Regions from separate parts of the Mus musculus genome. Here region 2 is linked to region 1. Evidence: chromatin loops called from intact Hi-C (ENCODE). Cell type or tissue: left cerebral cortex. All regions are shown on one strand. Each heading gives the region's core, and the rest is flanking DNA. Links, peaks and the distances in the headings are about the cores only. Region 1 holds the start of Skap2 (src family associated phosphoprotein 2). Region 2 holds the start of Hoxa3 (homeobox A3).

Evidence for each region. Peaks named below come from ENCODE experiments on the same cell type or tissue, not always from the same donor. Only the 100,000 strongest peaks of a DNase experiment are listed, where the experiment ranks them.
Region 2: it touches region 1 in a loop (4-fold over the local background); 20 of 42 quality-filtered maps call a loop at or near these places.

Annotation. Positions count from the first base shown.
Region 1 is chr6:52,005,045-52,014,232 of GRCm38, reverse strand. It overlaps Skap2 (src family associated phosphoprotein 2), which reads left to right and starts at 1,684. Exons shown (of 13, transcript NM_018773.2): 1 at 1,684-1,898. The coding sequence starts at 1,832. In left cerebral cortex, for the core only: CTCF peaks have their summits at 4,963 (motif pointing left) and 5,246 (motif pointing left); no DNase peak of the experiment used is centred there.
Region 2 is chr6:52,208,186-52,217,373 of GRCm38, reverse strand. Hoxa3 (homeobox A3) reads left to right here and starts at 4,307. Exons shown (of 5, transcript NM_010452.3): 1 at 4,307-4,334. Hoxaas3 (Hoxa cluster antisense RNA 3) reads right to left here. Exons shown (of 3, transcript NR_015611.2): 2 at 4,887-4,988; 3 at 3,777-4,341. Hoxa6 (homeobox A6) reads left to right here and starts at 8,702. Exons shown (of 2, transcript NM_010454.3): 1 at 8,702-9,188. The coding sequence starts at 8,750. Hoxa7 (homeobox A7) reads left to right here. Exons shown (of 2, transcript NM_010455.2): 1 at 1-344; 2 at 1,344-1,751. The coding sequence ends at 1,657. It also overlaps Mira. In left cerebral cortex, for the core only: a CTCF peak has its summit at 5,651; a DNase peak (open chromatin) is centred at 5,617.

The DNA.
Region 1 (9,188 bases), core at 3,798-6,297:
GAAGAACAAGAAGAAGAAGGAGGAGGAGAAAGCTGCAGGGTACATGTGTTGGCATTTAGTCTAGGCTCCGCCTCACAGTTAGCTGGCAACAGTCAGGTGTGCCTGACTCACTATAAAAGGGGCTGCTTGCCCCCCTTCTCTCTCCCTCTCTCTCTTGCTCCCTTCTCTTCTATTGCTCCTGCTCCTTACCCTCTCTCTCCATGCCCCTCCCTGTGCTCTCCACATGCTTATTGCCTGCCTCTCCTCCCCTCCCCTCCCCTCCCCTCTCCTCTCCTCTCCTCTCCTCTCCTCTCCTCTCCTCTCCTTTCCTCTCCTGTCTTCTCCCCTCCTCTCCCCCTCTCTCTGCTTTTCTCTGTCTCCACTCAATTCCCCTCCCCATGCCCAAAATATTCTATACTATACTTTCCTGTGCTGGTATCTCAGCATGTCTCACAGAGACACCCCCTTCCCCCACACCATACTGTGCCTCCTACAAACATACTCCTGATTGGAGCTTTGACACAACATTCTGAGCACAACTTAGGAGAAATAAGAACAAACAAACCACTGTTTGTTTCTACCAATGTAGGTAGGTGATATTCAGATGTCATTTTGAAAATGATGTGCCTGGCAAAGGAAAGTGGAAGGTGCAACTTGATGTGTATCATTAGCCACCTTTCCAAGCATATTTTTAACTAAATACACACTTTACATTCAAAATGTTTTCCCTTGTCAGTTCCTCTCTGAAGACTCGTATCATCCTCTTTTGTATTTAAGTAGCTCTGGTAGCGTCATCTACATGACAAATATGTCTACACAGTAGGTTTTAATGGATTGTAAAGGTTGATGGCACTTGAATGTAATTATCATTTCTACACACACACACACACACACACACCACCCATTTTAAAGACTAAAGGACCCAGAACTTTTTGGATTTTAAGTGTAAACGTGTAATATTGAAAGACTCAACCTTTGCTGACTAGATTGAAGTAAATTTTATATTTTCCCTGTTCTAACCACTATTTGCAATTAAAAAATACTTAGAGCGGGCAACGGTACAGGTGGCTTTCTGGCACATTTCAGGTGCCTGACCCTAAAAGGATATTATCTAGAACTAATTCCGTCAGAGCGAGAGAAATCAACCACACCAAGAATAAGTAGGAAAGTAATGTCAGCGCCAATCAGAACGCTCCGCCGTTTTAGGACTAAGACTCTCAGGAAGGATTGGCGGAAAATGGGACTCCGTTACCTTCATCTAGTGGGACAAAGAAAGCCATGCTAGTTGGGGGGTAATGGTAGAAACTTCTTGGTGGGTTACCAGACGGGGGTTTAAACCTTGGTGGAAAAGACCAGTATTTAGATGACCCCTTAAAGGGAAAGTGCGTAAGCCTTGCGGAGGCTTTATTTTCCGGAATCCTGGAGAAAGAGAGGTGTGGCTGACATACCAGTAACGAAAATGGCGCGGACGAGCTTCAAGGGCCGGTCAGGTGACACAGCTCCAATTCGCTCCCTTCCTTCGGAGGCCTCGCCTCCTGCTCGCTTCCGCGTATGGGCGTGGCCTTCCCGGCTGTGTGTGGGCGTGGTCTACCCGGAGGCGCTTTCTTCGGACAGTCAGAAAGCAAGGTCTACGCAAGCGCAGTCAGGTTTTAAGGCCGGTCTCCCCGCCCCTTCACCCATAGCCCCGCCCAATTCTCCCGGGCGGGGAGGGGGCAGGGCCCGGCGTCCAGCGACCGCTGGCTGGAGAGCTAGTGACTTCCTTGTTGGCAGTCTCGGACGGGCCGTGTCCGGAGTCGTAGCCTCTCGGTGCTTACTCGGACCGCTATTGCGAGTCTAGGTCCAAGCCATTATCATGCCCAACCCCAGCTGTACCTCTTCTCCCGGCCCTCTCCCTGAGGAAATTAGGAACCTGTTGGCAGGTAAAGAGCGGGAAGGGGGCGGTGACGCTAGGGGCGGGGGCGCGGGGACGGCGAGCCGACAGGGACAGAAGCGCTTAGCCCTCACCCTATGCGGACGGTGGGGGGCGGGCCGTATAGGGGGACTGGGATGTCGGGACTAGAAGGGAGTGGGCGTGTATGCTGAAATGTGCTGATCCTCCCTGGACAGCCGGACAGTTATGCGTTTCATGAAGACCGGAATGTGAGGGCGGGAGATGGACAGCAAATGTTGATGAATGCATGTTTGAGAACTGCGAAAGCAGAAGTCCAAGCACTAGGTCCTGCCTGGGTGGCCTGGCCAGTAAGGATGCAGGTGCATCTGCAGGGCCGCAGGTGTTGGGAGTTAGGAGGCCAAAAGGCACTATTTCCAACCCCACCCCCATTTTCTTGAACAGTCAGGCCAAACATGTTTATAGTTTTGAAGGGTGCCCGATTTTCAAATAGCCACTATTTCTAAAGCCTCAGTAACTATTAAAAGTGAAAAAGGAAGGCTGTGTTAAAACTCCTACTTCCTGTATCATGTGATCAAGGAACTTCATCTTTGCAACCTCATCTTCCCCTTTTTGGTTTTACATTCCCATTTATAGGAACTTACTTGTAGGAGTTGAAATGCGGTTCCTCAGTTCCTCAGTTAGGTCAGTAATGTCTGGAGGTGTGTAGTTCCACTAAGCATCAAGAAAAGCTCGATAGTTCTGCACAAAATAAAAAATACATCTTTTTAGAGTATCACAAGTCTCACCTATCCTGATGGTCTTAGATACCACCATATACTTTGTCTTGTAGATGCTAACATCTGGAAATGGAATAATTTTAGTTTGGTTGTCTCTAAAACATTCCTTTCAATATAGATCATGGATTAAAAAGTTTCGCTTAGATGCCTGTGCTGTTAACTGTGTGTTTTAATCGTTAAAAACAATGTCCTCTAAAAGGTACATTTGAACTAGTAAGTTACAGTTGCAACAGTATGAGACCAAGCATCATAGAATACCTTGTTAAGCTGTTGGGTTGTTTGCATTATGTGTGGATGGAGACTTGTGTTTGTATGAACATGATGCAGGGTGAGGGTGTGCTATGTCACTCTGAGAAATGCTTCTCATCATTCATGGATAGCACTAAGAGAAATGATGAAAGAACTGTCGATGCTGATTTAAGGAAATGTTTTAGTTTCTTATATGAGAGCTTAGAGGAGTACCAGTTTGGTCTCATTACAGTTAACATTTTATGGGGTGGCGGGAGGGGCAATGCAGGAATTGCATGTTTAGAAAAATATCTTAATAATTAGATCAGAAAAATGTTTTGTTCCAGAAATGTCATCGTTTTTAGGTTGTCCATATTTGTAATTAAAAAAAATAACAACCCGGTTTTGCTTCTAAAGCTTGGACCCACAGTCACTCTTCCAACATCCTATGTTGTATGACTACAACAGCCGTCACCCACTGACCCTCACAGATTACAGACTGTTTTCGCTCTCTCCTGTATCCTGTAAAGAGAGCAGGATTATACATTTACCTGCTAATCCTAACTTCCTGTGTAGTTCTGCCATCTTTTAAATTAGAGGTTGGACTAGCATAATGTTTGAAATTAGTTTTTTCTAAAATACATGAGGGATTAGAAACAAATATCAAAATAATAACTTTGCAGATTACAAGTTAGCTTTACATTTTATTCTTAGGAGATGTTTTTAGCTCGTGGGTGTGATCTATGGTAAAGGAATAGAGGAAAGTGAGCTAGTCTTCATGGCTTAAAACAACGTTAAACAAGCTTTCAAAGAAAGTTGTTAAGATTTTTTGTGTAATTAACATCCTTAGAGGCTCTCAGTAGTCACTTGTCCCTTGAATCTTCTGGGGAGGCAGGATGACGGCAAGTCCATCACTCAGGTGTTCTTGGGAGAAAGTGCATGGTACAATTTAGAAGTATAAAGTTATAACAAAGTGATTGCATTGACTTGGATTTTAGAGGTATTGCTGTCATAGCTCTATGGTATATAGATATAAAGATAGTGCGTTCTTTTTTAAATTGAAGAAGAGATATGGATCCTGGTAGCTGTAAGCAGTCAAGGCTCTTAAAATGCATGGCACAGTGTGAATTAGTTAGAAACCAACCTTTACAGGAGTTTCAAGTCCTTTGCTTTTACAAGAAAGAAAATAATCTCACTTTATGTTTCCTATGCTCGTCATGTAAATCATCAGATGCCACACAAGTGTTTGCTGAGATAGGTGCTCAAATTTATGGTTTTTTGTAATCATGATTTTTCTTTGTCATTGTTTGGCTTTTTGATTACAGTAGCTTTTCACTACCATTTCAATATTTGTCCTCTTTTCATGCCTTTCCTTTAAAAAAGTAACTGAATGGAAATGCAAAAATAAAGTTACTACTCCCAACTCTTAGTTAGTAATATCCTTGAAAGAATGACAGTATAATAGTTTGAACAGTTATATTTTTTATGGAATCAATGTACTAAAAATTAAATGCCTTTATTTTTTTAAAAAATAAATGTTAAATTATTCCTTTTTAGTACAGTTTATATAAAATTTTGTTGAATCAACCTTTGACACCCCCCACTCTCAAACAATGAAAGAACAGGTTTATCCTGGATAATTCAAACCAAAGGATAGCCCCAAGCCTTGGCCATTTAATCTTACCTTATACCCAAATATTTTGACTAGAACTAATAGCAAGCATGGCCTTGATTTATGTGGGCGCTCCTCTGGCAGGCAGAAGGTGAACAGCCCTGGGAGTGCTGCCTGCTGCCTGCAGCGCTTGCTGGTCTAATCACCCTGGAAGGACGGGGCTGCTAGGAGTTCGCAATCAGATATTTGCACTCATTTTCATCCATTCATATCATATCAACAGATTTTAAGCGGGAAGTGTTACCTTTTTAATAAATTAGAAAATGAAACCACTGTTAGAAGAAAATAACCGTTGGGGCACTGAAAAATTAAAACCAAATTGAACAAGCCATAAGAAAGTGACTATATGGTTTTAGCAAGGTGACCTTGAGATTTGTTCAGATGGCAGTTTTGGTTAGAAATATTGCCTTTTCCCCCTACTGGGGATTTCCAGGACATTTTTTTTTTTTTCCTTTCACCTCCTTCACACAGTGTAATAGATCACACTGTTTGGGGCATTTGATAAAGAATGCAATTCAGTTGAAACCAAGGTAGGGTTTTTCAATGCCAAGTGCACTATGGCTTGTTTCTCACCTTTCCAATTCCTGTTTATAATTTGGTCACCACTTTAGCTTTATTTTCCTTGTAAGAATTATTTATGGTATATCTGGTGTTCATAGCTTCCTCCTGGAGCCCTGGCTGAGTATGCAAAGGGAAGAGTGCCACCTACTGAGTCACCAGTAGCCACCTTCTTCTAAGTACCTGGATTATCACAGAGCCAGGACAAGCCTCCCTATTTTGGCAGCAGCAACTAATGAGGATCAAGTCGATAAGAGAACATTGGGTCTGGAAGTGAGATCAACCTACGGCACCTCTAAGAGCCTTCCTTCTACAAATACGGATATGCATTTGCAAATCAAGGGTCCAGATGTTATAGAGATTTTGTCTGGGTCAAATAGTATCTGTAAATGAAGAAGTAGCATTAGGAAAATTACTTATCTATTTACTTAAGGGTAAAACACCTTCTTTTCTTGTTGGGGGCTATGTTAGCATGGCTTTCCAGTGAAAGTATTTTTCCTTGGATTACTAAGTAAGGCTCTTGAAAGTATGTGCATTTTAAATTGTTAATGTAATCTTAATCAGCATTAGTTTCTTTCAAAACATCTAACTGTACTAAAAAATGAACTTTCCGACTATGTTTATCTCTGCTGATTCTCGCCTTGAAGTGCTTGTAGAGAGAAGGTAAGGACACAAGAGGAGGGAAAGGCTCTGGTGGTTTGAAACACAGTTCAGTTGTTGCCCATAAATTGAATATTAAGTGTCATATATGGGTGATAAAAGTGGCACAGGCTAGGTTTTATATCCTCATTATTTATTTAGTTTGTCCTTTTCAATTAAAGCCAAGTCTATCTTTTTCATCCTACTGAGCTTACGTTTCTCTTCCAATCACACTCTGAACACATTACATTAGGTGCTACCCAGTGGTGGGTGGGAATAGTGTAAATCTCAGACGCTGTGTTACTCACTGTGGTTTCTTTGAAGTGTGTGGTGAAAAGATTTTGATTAGATAAACCTAAAGAGGGTGAAAGATGGCCAGGCTTCTCTTTCAACAGCCCAGCCTTTTATCATAATAAACCATTTAGCTTGTATCGCCAGTTTTGAGAATTTTGTAGCAGACTGGATTATAAAACTCAGATTTGCTTCACCCCTTGCACTCGGTGATCTGTGCTTCTTCATGTCTCTTGTCATGTTTAAAAGTCCACAGTTCAGCAGTAACATGCGAAAGTGCAAGGTAATTCAGGGGAAGGCATTGGCTAGAACAATCAATAAATTTTCAATTAGCCAGTTTCCAACTTTGGGTGTTTTGCTCCATTGATCTGCATGTGCCCGGCTGAATTGATTTTTATATTTTCCTCAGTAGCTGTTTGGTCAGACCATTCATTCCCTGTTTTAACAGAAAGTGTGATTCTGTTCTGATGGCAGCTGAAAGTGTAGGCTTTAAGTTAACACATTAAGTTGGGGTGACTGACAGCTCATTGAACAAAGTAAAATCTGGTTCCCACCATAAAGTAGGGAGACATGTGGGGTTAAATAGTAAAGCCATCTGGGGGACCAGGGTTGGTCTTTACAGTTATTTTATTGATGTGAGACTCAGCAAACGGTGGCTCCCCCCAGCCAGTTCTTGCTTTCTCCTTTAGGCAGATTCAGGTCAGCACAGAGGTGTGTGTGTGTGTTAGGTAGAGAGAAGAGGGAGGTTGCCTTGTTCTCACCTCCAGGCTGCAGGTCTTCTAGGCTGTTCCAGAGTAGGGGTTTGTGAGGACAGGTGCTGAATTCTGACTGCCTCGTGGAGGAGTTTATCATTGGAAGACTTTTGTTCCTGTACCTTTTTACTGTTGGATTACCATGGAAGATGGTTTTAAAAAAAAGTGTGTGTGAGTGTGTGTGTGTGTGAGTGTGTGTGTGTGTGAGTGTGATACTTGTCCTCACTCAGTCTAAAGGAAGGCAGGGTGGCAGTTTTTCTAGGGGTTCACGTGTATAAAGAAAAAGAAAACAGAAAGGAGACTCAGTGGGCAGGGTGTTTAAGTGCTCACTTCTCAGGGGTCAGTTGTCTGCTGAGTGATTCTCTGATGTAGCTGCACAAGGATTGCTGGGCTCTCAGAACACGTCATCTTTTCATTGTGTTTTCAGACCTTAACATTTATGGACAAAGCAGTTGTAAATCTGATCTGTCAGCTGCCTTGCCCCAGACTTTTACAGCTGTTCCCACTGGATGGCTTACTCTTGACAAAGTTAAGGTGTAACAGGAGCAAAAACTTACCACCCCGTTTACTGTGACCGAGATAACTTTTTCCTGTGGCTACCTTGCAGTTGATGCCCATGGGAGTGGAGGTGATGCTTCCGTTAGATGCAGGCTGTGTGACCTGCGGCCTTTGATGGTGCCCCATCGGTCTTTTGCGTTGGTGGCACCCTCTTTTCCAGGCCTTATTGGCATAAGCCCAGTAGCCGCCTCCCACCCCTCAATCCCGCTCTTTCGTGGCTGGCGCCCGTGGGTAAAATAAAACCTCTCTTTCGGAGAAAAAGGGAGTCTCAGTCCCTGGGCTTAGGGGCCAGCCTGCGCAGGCTGACCTTTTCCTGTAGTCAAATTACCAGTTCCCCGGAATTACAGAAAGGAGTCAGGGAAATCTACATATGAACAGGAGGACACGACCTCTAAAGGAAGGTAAAAAAGGGCCATGGCGGCTTGCTAGCTCACCGCGGCAGGCTATTTCACCATTTGCAGGGCTATTTAGAGCACAATAAAAAGCTTCAAATCTCTTTTCCAACCAGCCAGAGGAGCGCTTGATTTACCCAAGAGTTTTATTGCTGCCTTTTGAAATATTACTCTGGCTTTGAGGTACAAAGCCACAGATCCAGCCCCATTTGTCTAGCGTGGCTGTCCCAAACTCAGCTGCTCTGTGCCCAGCTCTCTGTTCCCAGCTACGTGGACAAGAGCCGGAGGTTTAAGGCAGGCTGGATTTGGGCTGGTTTCTGGGGGGCAAGGCTGGGGCACCCCAGGACAGCCTGGTCCGTGATCCCTGTTCCAGGGCTGGCAAAAGCGCCAGGGAGAAAAGTCGGCAAGCTGCGCAGTACCGCTATTGCTGCCAGCGCAGGCTGGCGTACTTCATCCGTTAGATCTGACTCACTGTATATTTTAAGACTTCAAAAGCTTAAATACCAACCAAGTCTATTGGCAACCAACAATCCAGATTATTGCAGCTTTTCCCAGCTAAAATTCTCGTTAAACACCACCCCCAGCAAAGCAGTTTGTTCCCTGTATCCTTCTGGAGAATTATCGAGAAAGCCAATGTTTGGAAAACTCGTCCTAACAGTAAAGCATTTTCTAGGAAAAAGCTTGGGAATAAATATATTAAACGTGTCGCTTTAAAAGTATAGACCTTTTCCATACCTAGGCCTCCCCTTGAGAAATTCGGGTTTTTCCTGCACTTTTTCAAAAAAACGTTTTCTCAAAATAGAGGGATGGGGTCCCATTTTCCAGACACATTGGGTAGGCTTTTAGGAAACAGCAAGTTGAACATGCAGCGTCTTTGTGGTGGTTTTCTGAGTTTTTATAAAACTGAAATGACCTTTTAAAGAAATAACTCGTGGGCAGTAATTTGTTCTGTTATTGCTTACGGAGATAGAAAATAGATCCTGTTTGTTTAAACTGGGATTGCATAATGAAAATGTAAAATAGGCAATTAAATACTCGTGGAAGAGGGAATTAAAGACAAACATTGAATGAAAATAACATTAAGCCGACTGTTCACCAGTCTATGTGTCTGTGAGTCTTGCAAGTATAGGGTGGGTTGGGGAGGGCTCGCTGCAGTAGCCTGCTACTTCTTGTCCACTTTTAAAAAGTTACTGTATGGATGGATACTAGGGAAGCCAATGATCTCTTTCAGCTACAGTCGGCTTGTCCAGAGGTGGCCTGCTCCTACTCCTGTGGGTAGAAGCTGCTGCTTCAAGTTTTACTCTTTTGAACCCACATGAGAATTTGTCCCAGGTCTGCTGACCTCTGCCTCTGCCTCTGCCTCTTTCCTCCATATTTTAGGGGCCACAGAAGGAAAGAGGAGCCAGGACATTTTGCTTTCATTTCGTTTGATACTTACTTTTAACATATACT
Region 2 (9,188 bases), core at 4,671-7,170, 200 kb before region 1:
TAGCAAATATACGGCGGGGGCTTCTCTCTTCCAAAATGCCGAGCCGACTTCTTGCTCCTTTGCACCCAACTCGCAGAGAAGCGGCTACGGGCCGGGCGCCGGCGCCTTCGCCTCCACTGTGCCGGGCTTATACAATGTCAACAGCCCCCTCTATCAGAGCCCCTTCGCGTCCGGCTATGGCCTGGGAGCCGACGCCTACAACCTGCCCTGCGCCTCCTACGACCAAAACATCCCCGGGCTCTGCAGTGACCTCGCCAAAGGCGCCTGCGACAAGGCGGACGAGGGCGTGCTTCACGGCCCGGCCGAAGCCAGTTTCCGCATCTACCCCTGGATGCGCAGTTCAGGTAGGCTCAGTGGTCGGCGGGGTCGGCGAGCGGGAGGAGCGGAGGGGCGGGAGCAGGGCGCGGGGGGCTGAGAGAGCCCAGCCCGGCGGCTTCCAGCCGGCGGCCCCGCAAGTCCCCGTGGCGCTGCCTTTCTGGTTTTAATTAGAGCTGAGGCGCCATAGCGTGGAGAGACCCGTAGCATTGTATGTAAATGAGGCTCATAAAACTTTTTATGGCCCAATTAATGGGTTCGATCCTCGTAAATTTATTTAACTCCATTTGCCTTGGAATTTTTACAATAAGTTTCTCCGCTATTCTCATTCTCATATTCTCTCTCTTTCTCCCCCCCCTCTCCCCCTTCTTCCCTTCCCTCTCTTTTTCTCTCCCTCAGTCTTTCTTTCTATCCCCCTCTTTTCTGTCCTCTATCTCTTTCTTGACTCCAGCTCTCTCTCCCCTCCTTCCCTTCTTTCGGCCTGGCTTTCTTTCTCAAAGGCAAGGAGAATTGAGACCTCCGGGATCCCTCACTCATCACTGTACCAGAGGCCATTTCCAGAACGGGGCTGAAGCCAATGGGACAGAGGGTGGGAAAGTCACAGGAAGGTCTTGTGGATGGGGCTGCTGATGAGGGTCGCCCACTAGCAAGGCTGGGGAGCAGCCAGGCTCGCCTTTGAATGGCAAAAGCGCAGAGTCCCCCACTTGCCACACTCTATATTGACAATTTCCCTTTGTCAGGGGGAAGCAGGACATTGTGGAAACGTAGCCGGCTGGAAAGGCCAGTTGTAAAGTTGGAATTCTGCCCTAAGGCTTCTCACAGATGTTCTTGCTTGTCTGGCCCTGGGGCCTTCCGCTCACAATTTCCCTCCCCCAGCTCAATTGAGGGTGATGAGGGTTGCACCTGGATTTGGGCAAGGTGGAAGGTGCAGGTTCTTGGGCTGCTGGCCTGACTAAAGCACTCTTCTGTCCACATCCTAGTCTGCTTGTCTGTTTTGTCTATCTATATGTCCAAATTTCTGTTCCTAGGACCCGACAGGAAGCGGGGACGCCAGACCTACACGCGCTACCAGACGCTGGAACTGGAGAAGGAATTCCATTTCAACCGCTACCTGACGCGGCGCCGCCGCATCGAGATCGCTCACGCGCTCTGCCTCACTGAGCGCCAGATCAAGATCTGGTTCCAGAATCGGCGCATGAAGTGGAAGAAAGAGCATAAAGATGAGAGCCAGGCTCCCACTGCAGCCCCGGAAGACGCGGTGCCCTCCGTTTCCACAGCTGCTGACAAGGCGGACGAGGAGGAAGAGGAGGAAGAGGAGGAAGAAGAGGAGGAAGAGGAGTAAAGGGCCAGGCACAGGACCCTGGCTGCACAGGACAGTTGGAAAAGCGTCTTTAAGAGACTCATTGATTTTAGTTACAAAAATGGGGGGAAATAAAGTGTAAAAAAAAAAAAGAAAGAAAGAAAGAAAAAAGAAAGAGAAAAAAGAAAGGGAAAGAAAAAAAGAGGGAATCAGTTCCTACCCTCATTCCATTCAATCACCCACTTTAGCTCCCAGGGAAATTAGGTCACCTTGGGGACCCTCTCTGCCTCTGAGGAACCCAGTAGATACCCACAACCCTGGGCCAGTGTTGTGCGCAGGCACAGCCAAAATACTACCTAGCACAGGCCTCTTTGAGAGGCACTCCCAAACTACCTATGGGCCCAGCCCCAGTGGGCCACCATTCCTAAGAAGCCTCCTTCATGTCCCAACACTGGCAGACACCCAGCACCTGCCCCACCCCCATCACACACCCGGCCAATACCTGCAAACCATGATCAATACTACCTACTACTAGCCCTAAACTACCTATTGTGTGCTGGCTAGCTCACCTGCTTCTCGGTGCCCATCCCTCCCAGGCTGGACCTTGATGCTTCTAACTGATAGTCTTTGGGGTCACCAAGGCTTCACTGACAAGGCAATGAGGTTCAGGGACCAGGGTATTGGCTTCTATTTAAATTGAAAAATAATATATTTATTCCAAAGCATACCAAGTGCTGTAACCTAGAATCCCTCTTTCTCTGGCTTTGACACAAGGTCAGGGCCATTAACCCTACTTCAGGAGGGGAGCATTCCCGAGCTGGCTGCCATCCTCTGGAATAGCTCTGGGTTTTGTTTTTGTGGGACTAAGGAGATGTTCCCAGACTCACTGTCCTCTCCCCCTTGCTTTTGTGTCCTACTGTTCAGCCATGTCAAATATGTATACCCTGACTTTTCCTACAAGGACAAATACTGTATATTTGAACCAGATTTTTTTTGTGTTGTTGTCATTTCTATAATCTTGGAGCTCATTTGTAAAGGAATGTCTTGACTTTGGAAGGATGTTTTAATGGGGTGACTTTGTAGCATGGTGTGTTGTATTGAACTAATTCTGTAGTGGGTGGGGGAAGTCCAGCACCCACCGGGGCCATCATCTCCCTTGTCTCCTCATGTCCCGTCCCACCCCCCAGCCTGGGGTTCAGAGAAGGCACGCTTCCCAGCCCAGCTACCTGTGTTTTATGTAACAATAAAGATGCTTGGTGACAAAGAAACACGGACTGCTTTATCCAGAGGGTCTTGTGCAAGGGGAAGTGGCCATAGCTGAAGGACCAGCCCTGGCTGTAGGCCAAAGAGACACGGGAAACAAATGCAGAGCCACTGTCCCTGAGTCCAAATTTTAGCTATTCATGGACAAATGTATCATGTCTCTTTTCACATGTTTTTATGTGTACTTAAGCACATTTCTATTTCTCTGTGTGCTTGCTTATAGTTATAATTGTATGCATTCCCACACACATGCGTGTGCATCAACATTTCTCATGTCTATAATTGTGTGTGTGGGTTTCTGTGTTTTTCTGTGACTATAATTGTATATATGCCTTCCTCTTTGTAGATGGTTTTTGTCTGGCTATTGTATGTGCACCAATATCTATTTAGATCCATTGAAAAAAGACTATTTGTTAATGCTACATATTCTATCTACGGCCTCTCAAACTTTCATAAATTCCATGAACGAATTCCAAATTCAACTTTCCTCTAAAGGTGTAGACTGAGCTCTAAAAGGGTATTACCTACCCTCCAATTGATCCCGGATTCCACATGCGTCCTGAGTACAGTCCAGGGGTAGGAAAGACATGGAATTCAGGGTCCCTGCTGCAGTACCCCCACTTAGCCTTCAGAAAGGGTGAGGATGCCCCAGGGTCCAACACTGCAGCTGAGGGATTCTTGGACGACATGGGCCTCAAACCCTGCGGCGCAACCAAGTCCAAGTCCTGTTGCTGAGGAAGGACTGTGGCTGGGGAAGGGGCTAGCGGTGAGAGACCAGGGGCGAGAGGCGGTGGAAGTAGCTTAGAGCATCCTGAGCTGGGCCCGCGAAGGTCTCCATTCTTATCCCCTGACTAGGCTGGGCCAGTTTCTTAGGACTTTTTTTTTTTTTTTTTTTTTTAAATAAAATCGGACCTAAAAGGGTCTGAAAAACCTGCAGCCCCAAATCGGGACAGACTCGGTGGTAAGATGGCGTCTGTGTAAGAGCCGCCTCCTCTTAGTGATGGGGAAAGGGTCATAAATCCGTTGTTGTTTATGAAAATTTACAACTTTGCAATACAACTTTATGAGTTGTTCGGCCCTTCCATTGGCCGCTGTCGGTCATGTGGATAGGAACCGTGAACATGAACTTTTTTATAATTTCCCTTGCGAGAATAGAGCCGCATTCTTTTGCTCCGCTCCATCCTGCGTGCTTCGGAGCTCTGCCTTGCCAGCCTGCCTGGGCTGCGCTTTGTCCGGCGATGGCGAGCGAGGGGAAGCCGCTGCCAGGCCCAGGCCAGCCGTTGTCGCTGGAGGTGGAGCGCGTCCAGTTCCTGGAGCAGCCGCCGCTGCTTTGCAACTTGCAACCTGGCTAATTTCCTGCGTCCTCTGGCACCAGGAAGGAGGACAATTCGTCTCTTGGGCTGCCGAAGCGACAGCTGTCAGAGAGGCAGAAGCTTCTGGGAGCCGCGGTCTGAAGGTGAGACCTGTGGGAAGGAGACAGGGCAAAGGTGGGTGAGGTACTACAGTGGTAAGAGAGGGCACCAGGAACGACTTTGAAAAGGGGCCTTTTTCACGCTCTTTCAGTACTGTCCTTTCATTTTCAGCCCCAATATACACCACAGTCCAAACACGTCACTCATTCTCACCCACTACCGCCACCACCTACAATCACTCCTTTTCCCTCCTCCCTCAAGGCGGATCAGCCTTCCCTCTGTGGCACAGCGCCTTGGCACGGCGCAGCACCGCTTGGGTCTTCGCCCCCTCCCCCCTCCATTCCCCAGTGACCCTCGGGAAGCCCCAAAGGAAGTCATTTGGCATTCTACTGTTCCCTACTGGCCTCTGGGGTTTGGGATTATTTCATTCGTGACCCAATTGATTCAACTGACTTCCCCAATAGCCAGAGGTAGTTCCCAACCTGGGAACGAGGACGGAGAGGCGAGCAAAGTAGCACGGGCGTTTTGTTAGCTTCGGCACACTGTTTTTTCCTGTGGGGGCTAGGAAAGGAAGCAAACACAGAAACAAAACTTACTAATTCAGAGTTCTCCGATGGTTGCCTGCTTCGTTTGCCCGGTTTTCTGGTTAGAGTGATTTCTCGAGCCCTGGAAGAGGGGCTAGATGCGTGTGTGGAATTCTGTGTTGGAGGAGAGAACCGAGTTAATTGGGTGCTAAGGTGAGGGGGTGATGTTTCCGTGCAGGGGCTGCTGTGTTGACGCAGGTGGAAGGAGCACATCTGAGGTTTCTGAGGGAAGGTTGCAAAATGGTGTCTGGGCAATAGCAGGGTCGCAGTCCCAAGCCACCTAAGTACAGTGGCAGGTTGGTGTCCACGGTCCTCCACCTCCCCGGCTTCCAGCGAGAGGACTACAGCTAGCAGCGAGACAGCACTAAGAGCTGCGGGCCTAGCAATGGCTTTGCATGGCACGGTGGCACCAGTCATGGTGGGTGGGCCTGAAAGCGGGTCTGACCAGGTTAGATTTGCCCCCGGGAGACAGAGCTACCCAAGCATCAGTCGCGAGTTCCCTGGCTATGGTTCTTTTTTGTTTATTTGGTTTTTGGTTGTTGTTGCTGCTGCTGTTTTCCTATCTCAAGATAGTATGTCGGCCTAGGCCAGACAATTAAGAAGGACGTGTAGATGCTTGGAATGTTTGCCGCCGGACAGCTCTGTGGATGCGCCCCGGGCAGGGGCAGATAAAGCGCCGCATTTGCCTCCTAGGGCCGCTGGCTGCCTGACTGCGGCTGCCGCAGGCGGATTATTTATTGCGACCGAACAGGGAGCTCGCTGCTGCCACGCTGTGGCCGTCGCCGGGACCGGCGCCAGCAGCGTCCCGCCTCTTTGAGCCTGGCGCGACTGCTGTACGGGCCCCTCAGAATCCCCAGAAGCAGGGGAAGGGGGGCACAAAAGGGGACCTGAGGGGCAGTCTCCAAGGGTTTATTTGGCTGTGAAATCTTCTTGCTTCGGCTACCCATGACAGAAAGCTCAGCCGCTGGAATAGATTCGGGTCCTTCCCTCTCCCCTAACCCAGCACCATGGAGACTGTTTGTACAGGCCGCCTGGCTGGTCATGGCTGCTTCTGTCCAAACTGCGCGTCCCAAAGGCGTCCTGAGGGCTCACGCCAGTTGGGGAACGCTTTGGCTTTGGGATTCTGACATCGGAGAGACCATTTGTAGTTCCGAGGCCTGCTGACCTGACTGGCCCTGAGGATTGGCTATGGCATGGAAGGCAGCTCCAGGAGAGGGCTGGTAACTGACAGAGGCCCACACCTGTGTGCTTTGGGTTCTGGCCTAGAGATTTGACTGGATGGAGGTGGACCTTCTGGGTCTTCCCACACACCTGCAAGCCAGGCTCCAGGCTGGCAGAAGTGGAGGGGCTCAATGGGCAGCCAGGGAAAGGGCAAAACTGTGTGACCCTACTGCCATCTTACCCTCTTTGAAGAGAAGATAAAAGGTAAGTTTTCTGTGTGGCTGTGAGCTAGCAGAGTCCTGCGGTGATTATTCTCATCATCTCAGGATGAGGCTCTATTGAAGGTGTGGAGTTCCTGGTCTCCACTCTGTCAGGACGCGCTCTCTCTCCATATATATATTATACATATGTTTATATACATGTATATGGAAGAATAGATAGATTGACTGCTAACTTAAATGCACACTAGCCTGGGCTTACATGTTAAGATTTCAACTTAATATTTTTTCCACCTTAATGTTTACAGAAGCTAGAAATACATTTTCTGGCTTCTAGGTGAGAAAACAAATTCTTTTATTGGCTGAGACAATTAAGTCTAAAATTCAGATCAAACCATAGCAATAATGGTGGCAAGCTGTCATCAGCTCCAACTCTGTGTGAGACAGAGCTGCGTCAAAGAGAACTGATAGATGTGAACAATTAGCACCTGGGAAATGGCTACTTTCATTTCCAACAGTATTGCTGGAAATAATTGTTATCTGATTGTTTGTTGTTTAAGAACCAATAACTCAAACTTATTTTCTTCAAACAGCCTTTTAAGAAAAAAAAAATCCACCTTTCTTTTCTTCCTGAGTTATTCATTTCCCACATATTGCATCCTCTCTGTGAGAAACGTAAAATTTTATTCTCTCCTGAACAGCTCATTTATATACAAAGGAAAAAAAAACTTTCTTGGGTTGGAGAGATAAAGACGTTAAACACAAGGCCTGTGGTACAGCCTTCCTTTGGTGTGCCTTCACGGGCTCTCTGGAGGCCGATCTTAGGCAAGTCCTTTTTCAATTTTCCTCTTTTGAGGGGAGAAAGGGGGGGGATCGAAAAGCAAGGAAGAGATTAAAGAACTCTGCAATAGATTCCTACGGGACCACTGCCAAGTGTCACCTCCCCCAAGCCCGATCCCCATCAGTTCACAAGGGTCAGGGTTTTACAGATCTTACACACAACCTCCTGAGCCCCAGCTAGATCTCTTAGACACCCACAGAATTGGTTTTTTTTAAGCTAATTCTAGCCCAAACAGTCATAAAAGTGACTTCAAACCGATATCGCGTTTTTCTTTAACAAAATGACCCTGATCCACGTACAGGCAAGCCCGAAACAGGCTTTCCACATCCTGTCTGAGTATCCCCAGGCCTGGGCCGATGGTCAAGGTAATTCAGGATCCTGGAGCAAGTGACAGGGTGACAGATCTGGTTTTAGAGATACTGTAGCAGCAGGAGTAGTTTAGGGTGGGAAGGTAGGGGACAAGTGGGTATGCTTGCGACACGACCGTGCCCATCTCCGTGTGACCTTGAAACCAAGTCCATTAATGATCCTTTGAGTGAAGCTCTGGGCTCCAGAAGCTGCACTCCGTGCCCTGCTCAACCAAGGTCCCCGTGTCTCTCCTGCTTCTGGAATGAGACTGGGAGATACTGTATCCGGTTGTTTTTCCGTAGCTGCACTAAGCAGGTCCAGTAACTTAGGGAGTCCTGGGATGCTTGAAGCTGGGTGAGAGGAGTCATGCCCCACGGATGGCTTTCTGCTCCGGTCTCACAAACACCCTTCTGTAGATCATTTCTTGTGGAAAACCATGAGTTTTAGCCTTTCCTTTCTCTAAGTTCAAAGACAGGATGCAGTGCACAGCCGGTGTAGGTATTTGCTTTAAGCCCACACAGGCACGGACCATTGCAGAAGAACCACACATGGAGGGCGGTACTGAGAAGAAGGGGCTGTAGGAAGGCCCTGGCTTTGGTGTGGGCCTGGTCAGTGAGGATTGATCTTTCAGCTTTAGGGCAGTAAGGCCCAACCTGTAATAAGAATGGGAGGGAATAAGGCGCCCAGGGAACCCCTAAAGCATACAGTTCAAAAGCAGAGCGTGAAGGCCTGGCTTCTCAGAGCCCCTTTTCCCATTCAAGAACCCACACCCATGATTAAGGGAGCACAAGGGGAGGTGTGACCCAGGGTCTGACTGGGACAGGAGGCTCTAAGCAAAACCATCCGTGTCACCACCCCCTGGCTCGGGCTTGTCAGGTTTCCTGTTTGGGGAGGAAACCCAGCAAAACCCATGAAGGCAAAAAAGGAAAGAGCAGGCCTGCTCATTGACCTGGGCACTAGTGCAGAGATTTGCACATCTCTGCCCGGGTCGTGCCCGCCGCTGGCGTTTGGGGATGTGTGGGGGAGAGCGGGGCGGGCAGGCTGTGTGTGCCCATTAATCTGCCGGGCGGGCGGCGGGCGGGCGGGCTGGGGGCTGTTTGTAACTTTGCTGCCTCGGTCGCCGCGGTCCCCGGGGAGCGGGCTCCGGCGCTCTTTCCCATTGGCCGCCGCTGCGTCAGCTGGTGCGATTTGCTGCTGTCGCTTTTGGCGTTCGGCCATCCAGAAACAAACCAGTTCGATGACTACTAATAGTTATAGCCAGATGTACTAATACACAACAAATCACAGTCCTGCAGAGGGGCGCGCAAATGAGTTCCTATTTTGTGAATCCCACTTTCCCTGGGAGCCTGCCCAGCGGCCAGGACTCCTTCTTGGGCCAGCTGCCCCTCTACCCGGCCGGCTATGACGCGCTGAGGCCCTTCCCGGCCTCTTACGGGGCGTCGAGTCTTCCGGACAAGACATACACCTCACCTTGTTTTTACCAACAGTCCAACTCGGTCTTGGCCTGCAACCGGGCATCCTACGAGTACGGGGCCTCATGTTTCTATTCTGATAAAGACCTCAGTGGCGCCTCACCCTCGGGCAATAACAAGCAGAGGGGCCCCGGGGACTACCTGCACTTTTCTCCCGAGCAGCAGTACAAACCTGACGGCAGCGTGCAGGGCAAAGCCCTCCATGAGGAAGGCACCGACCGGAAGTACACAAGCCCTGTTTACCCCTGGATGCAGCGGATGAATTCCTGTGCGG